Linked DNA regions of Homo sapiens: region 2 is linked to region 1. The links are chromatin loops, found by intact Hi-C in ENCODE. Cell type or tissue: heart right ventricle. All regions are shown on one strand.

What was found. Hi-C counts contacts between places; a loop is a spot of excess contacts. Peaks named below come from ENCODE experiments on the same cell type or tissue, not always from the same donor. Only the 100,000 strongest peaks of a DNase experiment are listed, where the experiment ranks them.
Region 2: a loop joins it to region 1, with 3 times the contacts of the local background. A loop is called at or near these places in 23 of 110 quality-filtered maps.

What each region holds. Positions count from the first base shown.
Region 1 is chr11:17,059,381-17,067,380 of GRCh38, reverse strand. No RefSeq gene overlaps it. Among named protein-coding and RNA genes, the nearest start is that of SNORD14A, 11 kb to the left of the region's middle. In heart right ventricle, CTCF peaks have their summits at 3,585 and 3,787 (motif pointing right); a DNase peak (open chromatin) is centred at 3,780.
Region 2 is chr11:17,010,599-17,018,598 of GRCh38, reverse strand. PLEKHA7 (pleckstrin homology domain containing A7) reads left to right here and starts at 4,185. Exons shown (of 27, transcript NM_001329630.2): 1 at 4,185-4,283; 2 at 4,398-4,474; 3 at 4,553-4,610. The coding sequence starts at 4,198. RefSeq lists a silencer at 5,483-5,777 and an enhancer at 5,662-6,423. In heart right ventricle, a CTCF peak has its summit at 3,380 (motif pointing left); DNase peaks (open chromatin) are centred at 2,698 and 5,153; H3K4me3 peaks cover 2,690 bases.

The DNA.
Region 1 (8,000 bases):
AGCAGTTATCCTGCCTTGGCCTCGCAAAATGCTGGGATTACAGGCATGAGCCACTGCACCTAGCCCTGAATTCTTGACCTACAGAATCCTTGAGCATAATCAAATGATTGTTTTAAACCACTAGGTTTTTGGGGTAATTTGTTTCATAGCAAAAGTAAGGAGAACATTTTGTTGAGGAGAAAGAGGCTGTGTTTCTATGGTCCTACGGCTGCTGGAGGGACAGGGCAGAAGCTTTCACTTGCCTTTCCCCATTTGCCATGCCTCCCTGCTCTCATCTCATCTCAGCCTGTACTGGAATTACCTGTGGATGTGTCTGTCTGCCCTACCAGACTGGACTGTGAGCCCCTGTTGGGGAGGATGGCAGAAACTGTCTTGGTTGCCTCATATTCCCAGTGCCCAGCACAGAGCCTGGCACATAAGATAATCAGCAGATCCTTGCTGGGTACATGCACAGCGGTTGGTCTGATGTTTATTTCCCAGTTAGAACTGCTGGCAGTGGGGATCCCAAACCTTTTCCAAGGACTTCGTGGGAGCTGGAAGGAAGCTCTTGCTGGCTGCCTCCCACAGAAGCATATGATTGGACTGAAAGCAATTTTTCTGAAAGCATTCTGGTGAATACAACATTTTGATTGAAACAATGATTTGATTGAAAATGAGTATTTCCCAGTTGTTGTTTTTTTAAATATATATAATGTTGGTCATTCTCATGCTTTATCAAGCAATTTTCAATGCTTTAAGTTTTTAAGCATTTTTGTCCTTTTCCTGAACTTTTCAGGGGTTTTCCCTAATTATTTGTAATTTGTTTTTTAGCCCACTTTTACTGTTTTTTCAATATTTGTAATAGTACAAAATTGGAACTGCCTAACTGATTAGTGGGCTGCTTAAATTAAGGTATGAAATGTACCTCAATATATTAACATATATACAATAATTCCAGTTTTGTTAAAAAAAATTATGCACAAACATACAAATATCTAGAAAGATATCCACCAATGCTTCTTGACCAGGAGGCATTCACTGGGATACTCCCAGAAGACTTTTAAAAATAGTGATTTCTTTTCCTTTTGAGACCGAGTCTCACTCTGTTGCCCAGGCTGGAGTGCAGTGGCATTAGCTCACTGCAACCTCTGCCTCCTGGGTTCAAGTGATTCTCGTGCCTTAGCCTCCCGAGTATCTGGGACTACAGGCACCCACCACCACACCCGGCTAATTTTTCTATTTTTAGTAGAGATGGGGTTTCACCATGTTGGCCAGGCTAGTCTCGAACTCCTGACCTCAGGTGATCCTGCTGCCTCAGCCTCCCAAAGTGTTGGGATTACAGGTGTGAGCCACTGCTCCTGGCCTAAAATACTGATTTATTTATTTATTTATTTTTTTGAGACAGAGTCTCGCTCTGTTGCCCAGGCTAGAATGCAGTGGTGCAATCTCGGCTCACTGCAGTCTCCCCATTCTGGGTTCAAGCAATTCTCCTGCCTCAGCCTCCTGAGTAGCTGGGACTACAGGTGAATGCCACCATGCCTGGCTAATTTTTGTGTTTTTAGTAGAGAGGGGGTTTCATCATGTTGGCCAAGCTAGTCTGAAACTCCTGGTCTCAAGTGATCCGCCAGCCTTGGCCTCCCAAAGTGCCGGGATTACAGGTATGAGCCACCGTGCCCATCCTAAAATACTGATTCCTTCATGCCTGTAATCCCAGCACTTTGGGAGGCTGAAGTGGGAGGATCGTTTGAGTTCAGGAGTGTGAGACTAGCTTGGGCAAAATAGTAAGACTCTGTCTCAACAAAAAATAAAAAAATTAGGCCAGGTGCGGTGGCGCATACCTGTAATCCCAGCACTTTGGGAGGCCGAGGTGGGCGGATCACGAGGTAAGGAGTTCAAGACCTGCCTGGCCAATGTGGTGAAACCCCATCTCCACTAAAAATACAAAAAAATTAGCCAGGTATGGTGGCGGGCACTTGTAATCCCAGGTACTTGGGAGGCTGAGGCAGGAGAATTGCTTGAACTCAGGAGGCGGAGGTTGCAGTGAGCTGGGATTGCACCATTGCACTCCAGCCTGGGTGACAGAGCAAGACTCCATCTCAGGGGGAAAAAAAAAAAAATTACTCATGGTGGCACATGCCTATAGTCCCAGCTACTCAGGAGGCTGAGATGGGAGGATTGCTTAAGCCTGGGAGATCAAAGCTGCAGGAAGATCACTACTACACTCTAGCCTGGACCACAGAGCAAGACTCTGTCTCTGAAAAGTAAAAACAGTTTTGGTTTTTTTTTGAGACGGAGTCTTGCTCTGTGGCCCAGGCTGGAATGCAATGGCACAATCTTGGCTCACTGCAACCTCTGCCTCCCGGGTTCAAGCGATTCTTATGCCTCAACCTCCCAATTAGCTGGGATTACAGGCACATGTCGCCATGCCCAGCTAATTTTTGCATTTTTAGTAGAGAGGGGGTTTCACTATGTATGTTGCCCAGGCTGGTCTTGAATTCCTGACCTCAGGTGATCCACCCACCTCGGCCTCTCAAAGTACTGGGATTACAGGCATGAGCCACTGCACCCGGTCACTAAAAAATATTTTTTAAAAATTGATTCCTTTACTCCAGAAAGGGAAGAAGAAGAGATGGATACATAGGTAGGTAGGTAGGTAGGTAGGTAGGTAGGTAGATAGATAGATAGATAGATAGATAGATAGATAGATAGAGATTCCTGAGCTCTGTCTGGGAAAGCAGAAATCTGCTAGGATGGGGAGTGGGTTGGGAGTGGGGAACCAGACATCTGTATTTTTAAAAGGCATCTAGGATTGGGACCCCTGACTTAGAATCACAGAAGAGTAAACCAAGTAGGTACTTAATTCAGTCCTCATTTTGTGTATGGGTGAGTTAGACTCCAAGAAGGGACTTGCTCAGGGTCACACAGTGGGAGGGATGACAAGGACTAGAGTCCAGGCCTCCTGGCTCCTGGCCTAGTTGCCCTTTCCTCTTTGTTCTTGCTCCAGGTGTGAAAAGAAATTGTCTCTAGGTGGGATTATGGGATTTGTTTGAATCATTCTTTTGCATGTTTCTATTTTCTGACGTTTCTGTAAGAGTATCAGTTGCTTTTGGCACAAGATAAAAACAAAGAATAAAAGAAAGGATAAGGCCAGGTGCAGTGGCTTATGCCTGTAATCCCAGGACTTTGGGAGGCCAAGGCAGGTGGATCATTTGAGGTCAGGAGTTCAAGACCAGCCTGGGCACAGGGACATGGTGAGACCCTGTCTCTACTAAATATACAAAAATTAGTCAGGCCTGGTGGCTCATGCCTGTAATCCTAGCTACTTGGGAGGCTGAGGCAGGAGAATCGCTTGAACCCAAGAGGTGAAAGTTGCAGTGAGCTGAGATCACACCACTGCACTCTAGCCTGGACAACAGAGAGAGACTCTGTCTCAAAAAAAAAAAAAAAAAAAAGGAAGAAATAAAAGATAATTCTGTTAAAGCTATTTTACCTGGTGTCTCCTCCCCCACTTCCCTACCCTCCCTCCCTCCCCAACTACCAGCACCCCCGGGCAGTGGCACTACTTACTGTCCCATACCGCATTGCCTCTACAAAGACTGTGGCCTTTAGGGACAGTCTGGCTCAGAGTTAGGGACACACAGATCATACGTCTGAGCCAGGTCCAGGGAAGTCAGTGTACTCTGGGTACACAGATCCCCTGGGCCTGGCCCACCCAAGACTGCGTAGATGCCAGGTGGAGAGAGGCAGGCCCTAGAGTAGAGGTCCCCAGGGCACTGGCCCTTGAGCCACCAGGAAGCCCCACCAGAGGGCAGCAGAAGCCTGGTCCAGAGCTCCCATCAAGCCTCCCATGGGGATGTCACTGGGGTTCAGGGAAAGCTTCAGGGAGAATTTAGGTACTGTTCTGAAGGAGGGGAGTTGGAAAGGGTACTTTAGGTTTGTGTGAGGGCATGGCCTGTACAAAGCTAAGGAGGCAGGAATTCATGAATCAAAATGTGCCAAGGTGGGGACAAGAGAGCACTAGAATGTAAGCTCCTTGCAGGCAAGAACTGTGTCTGTTGTGTGTATGCAGCTATACTGTTAGAACAGTGCCTAGCACATGATATGTATTCCATTGATATTTATTAATCAAAGACATGAATGGGAATACTGCTGGTGGGGAGGAAATGAGGAAGAGAAAGGGCAGCAAATGTTTGGGTAGAGGACAAAAAAGAAAATAACTTTTACTTACTGAGCACCTACTCTTTGTTGGGCAATGTGCTAAATGTTTCTAAACTAAGAAAGTAGTACATGCTTAAGGTGAAAAAAATATTAAAGTTTTTTAAAATATAAAACAGGTCTTACCCGTACACCAGAACTTCTAGCCTCCTTTTCAGAAGCTAACAATGTTTTTTTGCATATTTTTCTAGAAATGTTATACACATGTTGGCCGGGCACAGTGGCTCACACGTATAATCCCAGCACTTTGGGAGGCCGAGGCAGGCAGATCACGAGGTCAGGAGTTTAAGACCAGCCTGGCCAACATAGTGAAACCCCATATCTACTAAAAATATAAAAAATTAGCCGGGCTTGGTGGCGGGCACCTGTAATCCCAGCTACTCGGGAGGCTGAGGCAGGAGAATTGCTTGAACCCAGGAGCCGGAGGTTGCAGTGAGCCGAGATTGCACCATTGCACTCCAGCCCGGGTGACAGTGCGAGACTCCATCTCACACACAAAAAAAGAAAGAAATGTTATACACATGTACCTCGGGTCACCTGCTCCCTTCCATGTCTCTCAGAACTTCCAGACACATATTCTCTTAGAGCAGCATTTTTCAAAGTGTAGTCTGGAACTTCCTTCAACGGAATCACCTGGTGGGAATATAACTTATTAAACATGCAGAATCTCTTAGCTGGGCATGGTGGTGCACACCTGTAGTCCCAGCTACTCGGGAGGTTGAGGCAGGAGGATAGTTTGAGCCTGGGAGATGGAGGCTGCAGTGGGCCGTGATCGTGTCACTGCACTCCAGCTTTAGCGACAGAGTGAGACCCTGTCTCAAAAACAAACAAACAAACAAACAAACAAGAAAAACAGAATCTCAGGCCTCATACAGAACCACACAATCAAGGGAAGGGAATCTGTATTTTAACAAACTGTAGGGAATTCTGATGCCCATTAAAGTTTGAGAAGCACTGCCTGGACTCACACAATCACTCACTGAGGAGAGGGTTCAGATAGGGATTGCATTGAATCTGTAGATTGCTTTGGGTAGTATGGACATTTTAATAATACTGATTCTTCCAATCCATGAACGTGGAATATTTTTCCATTTTTTTGGTGTCCTTTTTAGTTTCTTTCATCAGTGTTTTATGATATTCATTATAGAGATCTTTAACTTCTTTGGTTAATTCCTAGGTATTTAATTTTATTTGTGGCTATTGTAAATGGCATTACATTTTAATTTCTTTTTCCGATTGTTCATTGTTGGCATGTAGAAATGCTACTAATTTTTGTATGTCGATTTTATATCTTGCAAATTTATTGAATTTTTATCACTTCTAATAGGTTTTTTGTGGAGTCTTTAGGTTTTTTTGAAATATAAGATTATATCATCTATAAATAAGGATAATTTGACTTCTTCCATTTCAATTTGGATGCCCATTATTTCTTTCTCTTGTCTGACTGCTCTAGCTAGGACTTCCAGTACTATGTTGAGTAACAGTGATGAAAGTGGGCATCCTCATTGTGTTCTTAGAGGAAAGGCTTTCAGTATGATATTAGCTGTCTGTCACATAGGGCTTTTATTATATTAAGGTATATTCCTTCTATTCCAGTTTTTTTGAGGGTTTTTATCTTGAAGGGATGTTAAATTTTATCAAATGCTGTTTCAGCATCAATTGAAGTGATCATACTGTTTTTATTCTTCATTCTGTTGATATGATATATCACATTAATTGATTTGCATATGTTGAACCATCCTTGCATCCCAGGGACAAATCCCACTTGGTCATGATGAATGATCTTTCTAATATATTGCTGAATTTGCTTGTGTTTTTTGAGGATCTTTGCATTAATATTCATAAGAGGTACTAGCTTGTAGTTTTATTTTTTTGATGTGTCTTTGTCTTGTTTTGGTATCAGGGTCATACTAGCCTCATAGAATGAGATTGGAAGTATTCCCCCCTCTTACTATTTTTTGGAATACTTTGAGTAGAATTGGTATTAGTTTTTCTTTAAATGCTTGGTAAAATTCAGCAGGGTAGGGATCAGGTTCTGGGCTTTTCTTTGCTGGGAGACTTTTTATTACAGCTTTCAACTTGTTATCTGTTACTGATCTGTCAGATTTTGGATTTCTTCCTGGTTCAATCTTGGTGGGTTGTATCTGTCTAGGAATTTGTCCATTTATTCTAGATTTTCCAATTTATTGGCATATACTTGCTCGTAGTAGCCACTAATGATCCTTTGAATTTCTTCAGTATCAGTTATAATGTCTCCTTTTTCATTTCTGATTTTATTTATCTGAGTCTCTCTTTTTTATTTTTTATTTTTTTGAGACAGACTCTCACCCTGTTGCCCAGGCTGGAGTGCAGTGGCGTGATCTTGGCTCACTGCAACCTCTACCTTCCAGGTTCAAGCAATTCTTGTGCCTCAGCCACTTGAGTGGCTGGGACTACATGCGTGTGCCACCACACCTAGCTAATTTTCGCACTTTTAGTAGAGATGGGTTTTTACCATGTTGGCCAGGTTGGTCTTGAACTCCTGACCTCAAATGATCCACCCACCTCAGTCCCCCAAAGTGCTGGGATTATAGGCATGAGCCACCATGCCTGCCCCTTCTCTCTTTTTTTTCTTAGTCTGGCTAAAGTGTTGTCAATTTTGTTTAACTTTTCAAACAACCAACTTTTTGTTTCATTGATCTTTTGTATTGTTTTCTTTATTTCAATTTCATTTATTTCTGCTCTGATCTTCATTATTTCTTTTCTTCTACTAATTTTGCATTTGGTTTGCTCTTGCTTTTCTAGTTCTTTAAGATGCATTAGGTGTTTTTTTTTTTTTTTTTTTTTTTAACGTAGGCACTTATAGCTGTAAACTTCCCTCTTAGTATTGTTTCGGTATCTTGTGTTTCCATTATCATTTGTTTCAAGGAAATTTTAAGTTTCCTTCTTAATTTCTTCTTTGACCTACTGGCACATTCAAGAGAATGTTGTTTCTTTTTTTTTTTTTTTTTTTTTTCAGTGCTCCAAGACATCTGAAACATTGTTTAATTTCTGTGTATTTGTATAGTGTCCAAAACTATTCTTGCTATTAATTTCTATTTTTATTCCATTGTGGTCAGAGAATATGCTTGATATTATTTCAATTTTTTTTTTTTTTTTTTTTTTTTGAGACAGGGTGTTGCTCTGTCACCCAGGCTGGAGTGCAGTGGCAAAATCTCGGCTCACTGCAAGCTCTGCCTCCTGGGTTCAAGCTATTATCCTACCTCAGCCTCCCAAGCAGCTGGGATTACAGATCCACACCACCACACCTGGCTAATTTTTGTATTTTTGTAGAGATGGGGTTTCACCATGTTGGCCAGGCTGGTCTCGAACGCCTGACCTCAAGTAATCCGCCCACCTCAGCTTCCCAAAGTGCTGGGATTATACGTGTGAGCCACTGTGCCCAGCCAATTTTTTTTTCAATGTTTTAAGACTTGTTTTGTGACCTAACATATGGCCTATCCTTGAGAATGATCCATGTGCTGAGGAAAAGAATGTGTATCCTGCAGTCATTGGGCAAAATGTTTTGTAAATATCTGTTAGATCCATTAGGTGTATAGTGCAGATTAAGTCTGATGTTTCTTTCTTGATTTTCTGTCTGGAAGATCTGTCCAAATCTGAAAGAGGGGTGTTGAAATCTCCAACTATTATTGTATTGGAGCCTATCTCTCTCTTCAGCTCTAATAATGTCTGCTTTGCATATCTGGGTGTTCCAGTATTATGTGCATATATATTTTAAATTGTTGTATCCTCTTGCTGAATTGACCTCTTTATCATTACATAGAGTC
Region 2 (8,000 bases), 49 kb after region 1:
AGTTCGCCATCTCTACATTTAAAAAAAATATATTTTGAGAACATTATAGACCTTTTCAGATTGGCTTTTTTTTTTTCTCAACATAATGTCTTGAGATCCATCCAAGTTGTATGTATCAATTCCTTTTCATTACTGAGTTTTATTCCATGGTATAGATATATCACAGTTGTTTAACCATTTACCTATCATAGGACATTTGCTTATTTCCAGTTTTTCCCTATTACAAGTAAAGTTGCTGTGAATAATTATGTACAAGTTTTTATGTGGAAAAATGTTTCATTTTTCTGGGATAAATGCCTAGGAGTGTGAATACTGGGTTATATGGTAAGTAAGTGTTTAGTTTTTGGCTGGTCTCAGTGGCTTGCACCTGTAATCCCAGCACTTTGGGAGGCTGAGGTGGGTGAATCATTTGAGGTCAGGAATTCAAGACCAGCCTGGCCAACATGGTGAAACCCTGACTCTGCTAAAAACACAAAAATTAGCTGGGCTTGGTGGCATATGCCTGTGATTCCAGCTACTCGGGAGGCTGAGGCAGGAGAATTGCTTGAACCCAGGAGACAGAGGTTGCAGTGAGCTGAGATTGTGCTGCTGCACTCCAGCCTGGGTGACAGAGTGAGACTCTGGCTCAAAAAAAAAAAAGTTTCCTTTTTAAAGAAACTGCCAAACTATTCTTCAGAGTGGCTGTACCATTTTACATCCCACTAGCAATGTATGAGACATAAAGTTTCTCTGCATACTCTTTTGTCACTATTTTTTATTTTAGTTTCTAACATATAATTTTGAAAATCAGTGATAGGCATTGAGTTTTATTGATTACATATTTTGGCATTTATTGAGATAATTTCAGTGTGTCTCTTATTGGACCTATTAATGAATTGTATTATTCTATGTATCTATATGTATATGTTTTAAATGATAAAAAGATCAAACAGTATGAAAGGGGAAACAAGGTAAAGTAAATCTCGTACCATTCCTATTAGAGTTTCCCTCCTCAGAGGCAATCACTTTACCTGATTCTTGACAGTGTAGGGACTATATCTGTATGTTAACAGTAGCATATCACATGCACAGTACTGTAGCCTGCCTTTTCACTTTATTTATTTATTTATTTAGAGATGATGTCTTGCTCTGTCACCCAGAATAGAGTGTAGTGGCCCAATCATAGCTCATTGAAGCCTCAACTTCCAGGGCTCAAGTGATCCTCCCACCTCAGCCTCCCAAGTAGCTGTAACTATAGGTATGCGCCCCATGCCTGGCTAATGTATCTTTTGTAGAGATGGAGTTTTGCCATGTTGCCCAGGCTGGTCTTGAATTCCTGGACTCAAGCCATCCTCATGTTTCAGCCTCCCAAAGTACTGGGATTATAGGTACAAGCCACTGCATCTGGCCCATTTAATATCTTACAGACCATTCTATATCAGTACGTAGGGATCTATTCTCATTCTTTTTTACAGCTTGCATAGCATTCTGTTTTTGTTGTTGTTGTTGTTGAGGAATGTGCCAGTTTAATCAACCAGGTCTTTTTTGATAGACATTAAGGTTATTTCCAGTTCTTTGTAATTACTGACAATGCTGCAGTGAATACTCTAGTACACTGGAATTTGTGCCCCATGTAAGCACTAATGTAGGATAAATTCCTGACATGAAATTGCTAGGTCAAGACATTGAGGTTGGAATAGCTGTGCCAAATTGCCTTCGAAGAGGCTCAAACATTTTAAAGTCCCATCAACAATGAACAAGAATGTCTTTCTCTACAATATCTTTTCTTTCTTTCTTTTATGAGACAGAGTTTCACTCTGTCACCCAGGCTGGAGTGCAGTGGCGTGATCTCTGCTCACTGAAACCTCCACCTCTAGGGTTCAAGTGATTCTCCTGCCTCAGCCTCCCAAGTAGCTGGGATTACAGGCATGCACCACCATGCCCAGTTAATTTTTGTGTTTTTAGTAGAGACAAGGTTTCACCATGTTGGCCAGGCTGGTCTCGAATTGCTGATCTCAAGCGATCCACCCGCCTCAGCCTCCCAAAGTGCTGGGATTACAGGCGTGAGCCACCACGCCTGGCCAATATCTTTTCTAATTTATCTTTTCCAATCTGACATCTAAAAAAATAGTATTTCACCGTAAGTTGCAGTTCTTCTATTATGAAGTGGCTCAGTATCTTTTCATTTGCTTAAAAGTTATCTGTATTACTTTTCTATTAACTGTGGGTTCATACCCTTTGCCCATTTAATGTATTATTTAAAATCAATGTTTAGCTAGCAAAACACCGCTTTCCTATTTTCATTTGCTCAACAACCTCCTCAGAGGCAGGAGGTTCCTTCAGACAGGTGTCCCCCGTCCTCTGCAACCAGTTACCTCTTCTAACTCATAAATGCCTCCTTCCCCAACACCACTGTCTGTTCCCAAGGAAGGGCCCCTTTATGGTCTCATCAACATCTCACAGCCCTCCCAAAATTATGTGCATGCTCTCCCATCCCTCCCCTCTGGAGTGCTCTTTTCCCAGTCAAACCTAACCAGTCCTTCAGGGTCCAGCCTAATTCCACCTGTTTGGGCACCTTTCTGAATAACTAGTGCTCACATTGCATACAGTCTCACTTTCAGGCGCGCCTCCTCCCATCAATCAGAGCCTATGTCCCGAGAAGGCTGGGCCTGACAACAGCTGGAGCCCAGCTGCTGCTCTGTCTTTGCTCAGTGTGTGTGTGTGTGTGTGTGTGTGTGTGTGGCCGGGAGTCTGAGTGTGGAGTATGTTTCATTCACTCATCCTGCAGTTTTTTTTTTTAGACTGAGTCTCGCTGTTGCACAGGTTGCAGGGCAGCGGCGCGATCTCGGCTCACTGCAACCTCTGCCTCCCTGGTTCAAGCGATTTTCCCGCCTCAGCCTCCTGAGTAGCTGGGATTACAGGCGCCCGCCACCACGCCCGGCTAGCTTTTGTATTTTTTTGGTAGAGACGGGGTTTCACCATGTTGGCCAGGCTGGAATAGAACTCCTGACCTCAAGTGATTCACCCGCCTCGGCCTCCAAGAGTGCTGGGATTACAGGCCTGAGCCACCGTGCCCCACCCCATCCTACAGTTATTGAATGCGTAATGCATACATGAGTCAGGTGCTGTTCCAGGCATTGGAGACCAGGCAGTGTATGAGGTAGATCAAAGCCCCTTCTCTCATCCAGCTGACATGTTGGAACTAATATACAACAAACAAGACAAACACAAATATCAATTAAATGTAAACAAGTAATGAAATAGCGAGGGAAGGAGGGGAAGGATTTTCTTTGCAGAGGGCTCAGGGAGGGCTCCCCGAGGAGATAAGATAGGAGTAAAGACCCGAATATGAGAGGGTGCCGCCACTGCAAAGAGCTTTGCAGGGCCCCCTAGAGGCCCCGCCTGGCCACCGCTCTTCCAGAGATGGACGTGCTGCCGAGCCCTCAAAACCCCTTTTTTCTGTTACTTGACAGAAACTGAAGGCAAGAGCTTGCGATCCCTGCAACCTCAGTGGTGTGTGGCGGTAACCCTGCTCCCTCCTGTTTCACATCCCAGCTGAAAACTTGGGAAAATGAAATCGCGCTCGGCCTGCCGTTGATAGAGCACCTACTACATGCCATGGTCCGGTTAAGCACTTTATGCGATTGTTACTTCATTTAATCTACACAACAATCCCGTGTGGACTCGATTAACCTTACAGGGGAAGAGAAGGAGGCTGGGAATATGGCAGGAACCTGAGTGTTAACTTGGTTCACACACAAGCGGAGTTCCCGGGTCGGGAAGTTCTGTGGTGCGGGTCGGCTGGGGTTTACTGAGCGTTCGGGCGCTCGCCGTTTTCGGAGTTGGTCGGGTCCAACCGCGCGCCCCGAAGCTGCCCAGGCGCGCCCGCCAGCGGCCCCCGCCAGCGGCCCCCCGCGCCGCCCGGGTCTCCCGGCCTCGGGGGCAAAGGGGAGCGCCGGTGCCAGCAGGCTGGGGGCGGGGAAGGCTCGGGGACAAAGGCCGCGGGCACTGCGCTGGGTTGGCCGGAGCGGCTGCGAACTCCGGGCGCCAGGACCCGGCCGGGCGGTCGCTCCCTCAGGAGCCCGCGCCTGGATGGAGCGCCTCGCGGCGCCGCCGGGCCACGCGCAGGCCGAGCCCCCGCCACCGCCCCCGCCTCCGCCCCTGCCCGCGCCCCCGCCCCCTCCCCCCCACCCCGCGGCGGCTCCGCGCTCGGCGAACATGGCGGCGGCGACGGTCGGGCGGGACACTTTACCTGAGCATTGGTCCTACGGGGTGTGCCGGGATGGCCGCGTCTTCTTCATCAAGTGCGGCGCGAGGACCCGGGGACGCGGGGACGCGGGTGGGGGCGCGGGGGCGGGGGCCGGGCGGGCACCCGGCGGGCTGTGGCGGCGCTAACAGGTGCACCTCTCTGCCCGCAGTGACCAGCTCCGCTGCACGACCTGGCTGCATCCGCGCACCGGGGAGCCCGTCAACTCGGGCCACATGATCCGCTCAGGTGGGCGCCGGGCCGGCGGGTGGGGGGCGCGCGCAGCGGCGGCCCAAGTTTGACCCGACTTTTCTGGCGTTTCCGCAGACCTGCCCCGCGGCTGGGAGGAGGGCTTCACGGAGGAGGGCGCCAGCTACTTCATCGAGTGAGTGAGTGGGGCCGCCGCGCTCGCACCTGTGCCGCGGGGGGGGGGTCCCTCCCCGTTCCCGCCGGGCGCCCCGCCCTTCCTCTGCTCCCGCCGGCCCGGGCTCGTTGGCGCGCGCTGCGCCGCGGCCACACTCAACGTTTTGTGTGCCCAAGTTGTTTGGCGGCCTCCGAGAGGAAGGCGGTGGGGGCCGCACCTACGCTGGGGACCTGGGCCGGGGGGGAAGAGGCCGCAGACTCTGCGCCCTGGACCTTGCAATCCGGCTGGATTCGGGTGCTGGTGTGCGGGCTGGGCACGCCTCCCCTCTAGGGTCTGGGGCTGCGCCCCGCCGGGAGAGGCGAGTGCCGGGACCTGGATGGGCTCGGGTGGGAGGAGTAGAACGAGAAGTTCTGTCCTGGTGTGGGCCTGCGGGGTTGGAGTGGGGAGAGGGAGAGACTAGGGGAATCTCGCTTAGGAGGACGCCCCCTCTCCCGCCGCAGGCTCTGGGATGGTCTTGGAGAGTCGGAACCTCGCCCCCGGCCTCCATCCACTGCGCGGGCCTGCGGGGAGGGAGGGGGTGGGGAAGGGAACTGGTCAACCAATGACTTTCCTCGAGCGCTCCGCGTCTCTTCGGCCGGAGCTGAACCGGGGGATTGCTGGTGCTTCCGTTAGTCCACGGGCGACTTTTCCGCAAAAGCCCCGGAGTGTTGGCGCACCAGCCAGGTTACCCTGGGTCTGTAGGATCAGTCCATGTCAGATTGGGGCGCAGTAAGTGAAGGCGCGGGTCAGGCTCCTATGCCAGTACAGGCTTTGCTTTCCCACTCCGGCGGGAGTCTGTGTTGCAGCGTGTTTCCCTCTGCCTGCTGAGCTCCGGGAGGCCAGACACTGCCTTTGACCCCTTGCCCCAGTGCCGGACAGCAAGTAGGCACTCGGTAAATGTTTGTTCACTGAATGAATCAGCTCGCCAAAGGTCTGGACGGTGGTCTGACTAGTACTGACTGGGTGTACCTCGGCGACTGTGAGTCAGAACTACTACTGTTAGGAATAAAGCAGCCTATTTCAAGAAAACCCCGGAACCTCCTTTTCTGGTTTGGGTTCTTGCATAATAGTTGAAAATACTGATGGGTGAGATTTACAGACCTAAGGACTAGGGCCTTGCTGCGGTTCTATTGCCCTGCCTCATATGTGTGTATGTGAAGTTGGGGAGTTGGCTGGGGCCATCAGAGTCTTGCTGTCAGTGGGCCTCTCTGGCTCATAACTGCATCAGTTGATGTTATTACAATTTTCCTGTGTGCCACACGTTCACACGTTGTTCTAGGCATTGGGAACAAAAAACAGAAAAGTTCTAGGTGCTCATGGAGCTTGCAATCTAATAGGAGAGGGAAGGGAGTAGAAAATAAGTAAAAAACACAAATAATAATATCAGATCGTGGTTACTACTGTGCAGAAAGTTAAAATAAGGTGATGTGACATGGAGTGACTGGGTGGCTTGGTTGTACTGGGAGATCGGGATGGTGTTTCTGAATAGGCAACATTTAAAGTAAAATTTGAATGACAAGAAGGAGACATCATGTGATGATGAGTTGGCAAAGCATTTCGGGAAGAGCGAACAGCCAGGGCAAGGGCTTAAGGCAGAAAAGAGCTTGGAGTTTAAGGAGCAGGAAGGCTGGAATGTGGTGCACAAGGGAGAAAGTGGCATGAGGAGAGGTCACAGGTAGGAGAAAGGTAAATGCCGCAAAGCTTTGTGAGCCGGGGTGAGGAATTTTCATACTTTATTCTAAGCCCAGTGAAACGTCATTGGAGGGTTTTAAGCAGGGAAATGGCATGATTTGGTGTGTGTTTTTAGAACGATCACTGTGAGGAGATTGGATTGTAGGTGGCCACTGCAGGGGGAGGCAGGAGAGCAGCTGAGGCTGTTGCCCTCTTCCAGGCAGGAGTTAGAAGTGGCTTGCCTGAGGGTGGTAGCACAGTAGACAGGGAGTAGTGGTCACATTCAGGCTGTGTTTAGGAAATAGGCTCTTCACACCTTCATGATGGACTGAATAGTCTGTGGGAGAAAGAGAAGAGGCAAAGATGACTCCTCAGGGCTTGGGCACCTGAGTGGATAGCATTCATATCGTTGAGATGGGAAGAGCCGGTTTGGGGTGGAGGAGAATCATGAGATCTTGTTTTGCCATCTTACATTTGAGATATGAGTATGTCAGATAGTGTGATCTGAAGCTTGGTGGGGAGAGAGGACAGAAGAGACCCATTGGGTATAATAGATGTTATTCAAGGCCATGGGATTAGATGAAATCCCCTAGGAAGAGAGTACAGACAGAAGAGAGATGTTCTGAGGCTTTGGATGGTCAAAGCAGTGTTTAGAGGGGTGAGAGGTGAAGCCAGCAAGGAGACTGAGAAGGACTGAGAAGGTAGGAGAAACCCCAGGAGAATGCATGGTCACAGAAGCCTTAAAGGACAAAATCTGACTGGAGTAGGTGGAAGATAAAACACGGGGTGAAGACAGGGAGTCAGTTAGGCAAATCTTCCAGGTAGTTTTGTTGCAAAGTGGAGTTGAGACATTAGCCGGTAATTGGAGAGGATGTGGGTTTGAGGGAGGGTTCTTTTTTTTGGTGGGAGATTGTACAGCATGTTTGTTTTGATGGGAATGATCCCACTGAGAGGAAGAAGTCGATGCTGCAGTAAAGAGACGGGGCAGTTGCTGGAGCAGTGTTTCTAAGAAGGTGAGAGGGATGGGATCCATGGCCTGCATCTCACTAGCGTCACCCAGGGGCAGGGCCCATCATTCATTTGGCGGGAGGAAGGGCTGCAAGTGTCCCAAAGTACCAGGTGCAGCCTTGGGCTGGGTGTGTGAGGCCGCGTGTGGGACTCTGGAGGCTGGAGCACAGCCTTCCACACCTTTGCTGACTCTTCCATGGTAACTTGTCTGTGAGGTCCCTAATGATTTTCCTACAGTGAGCTCCTGTGCCCCCAGGGCCTTGGCTGACTCCTCCCAGGCCTAGAAAAAGCAATGTGTGACAGTGTTCCCTACCCTCAAAGGCAGGGCCCTGTGGCAGGTGATTGTACTTCTGACGTCCTTCTGTGACAATTTTTTGAGAGACTTAAGGGTTTTGGGAGTAATTGTTCTCTCCCTCATCCCCCGCCCCCCACATGAAAAATGTTTTACTGTTGTCTGATTTCTTAGCTTTGCCGTGAGCATTTCTGAATGTTTGATTTTTGTGTTGAGGGCAGGAGCCTCCTCTAATCTGGCTCATAAAGTGAGAGCGACAAAGCATTGACATGGCTGATTTTATTTTTCCTAATGGCTCCTTGCACAGGAAAGTTGTGTGAGGTTTTACAGGATGTATTCAGTTGCTCCTCATATTTAGCAGATTAAAACATTTTAATTTTTGAAAAAATTTTAAGAAACAG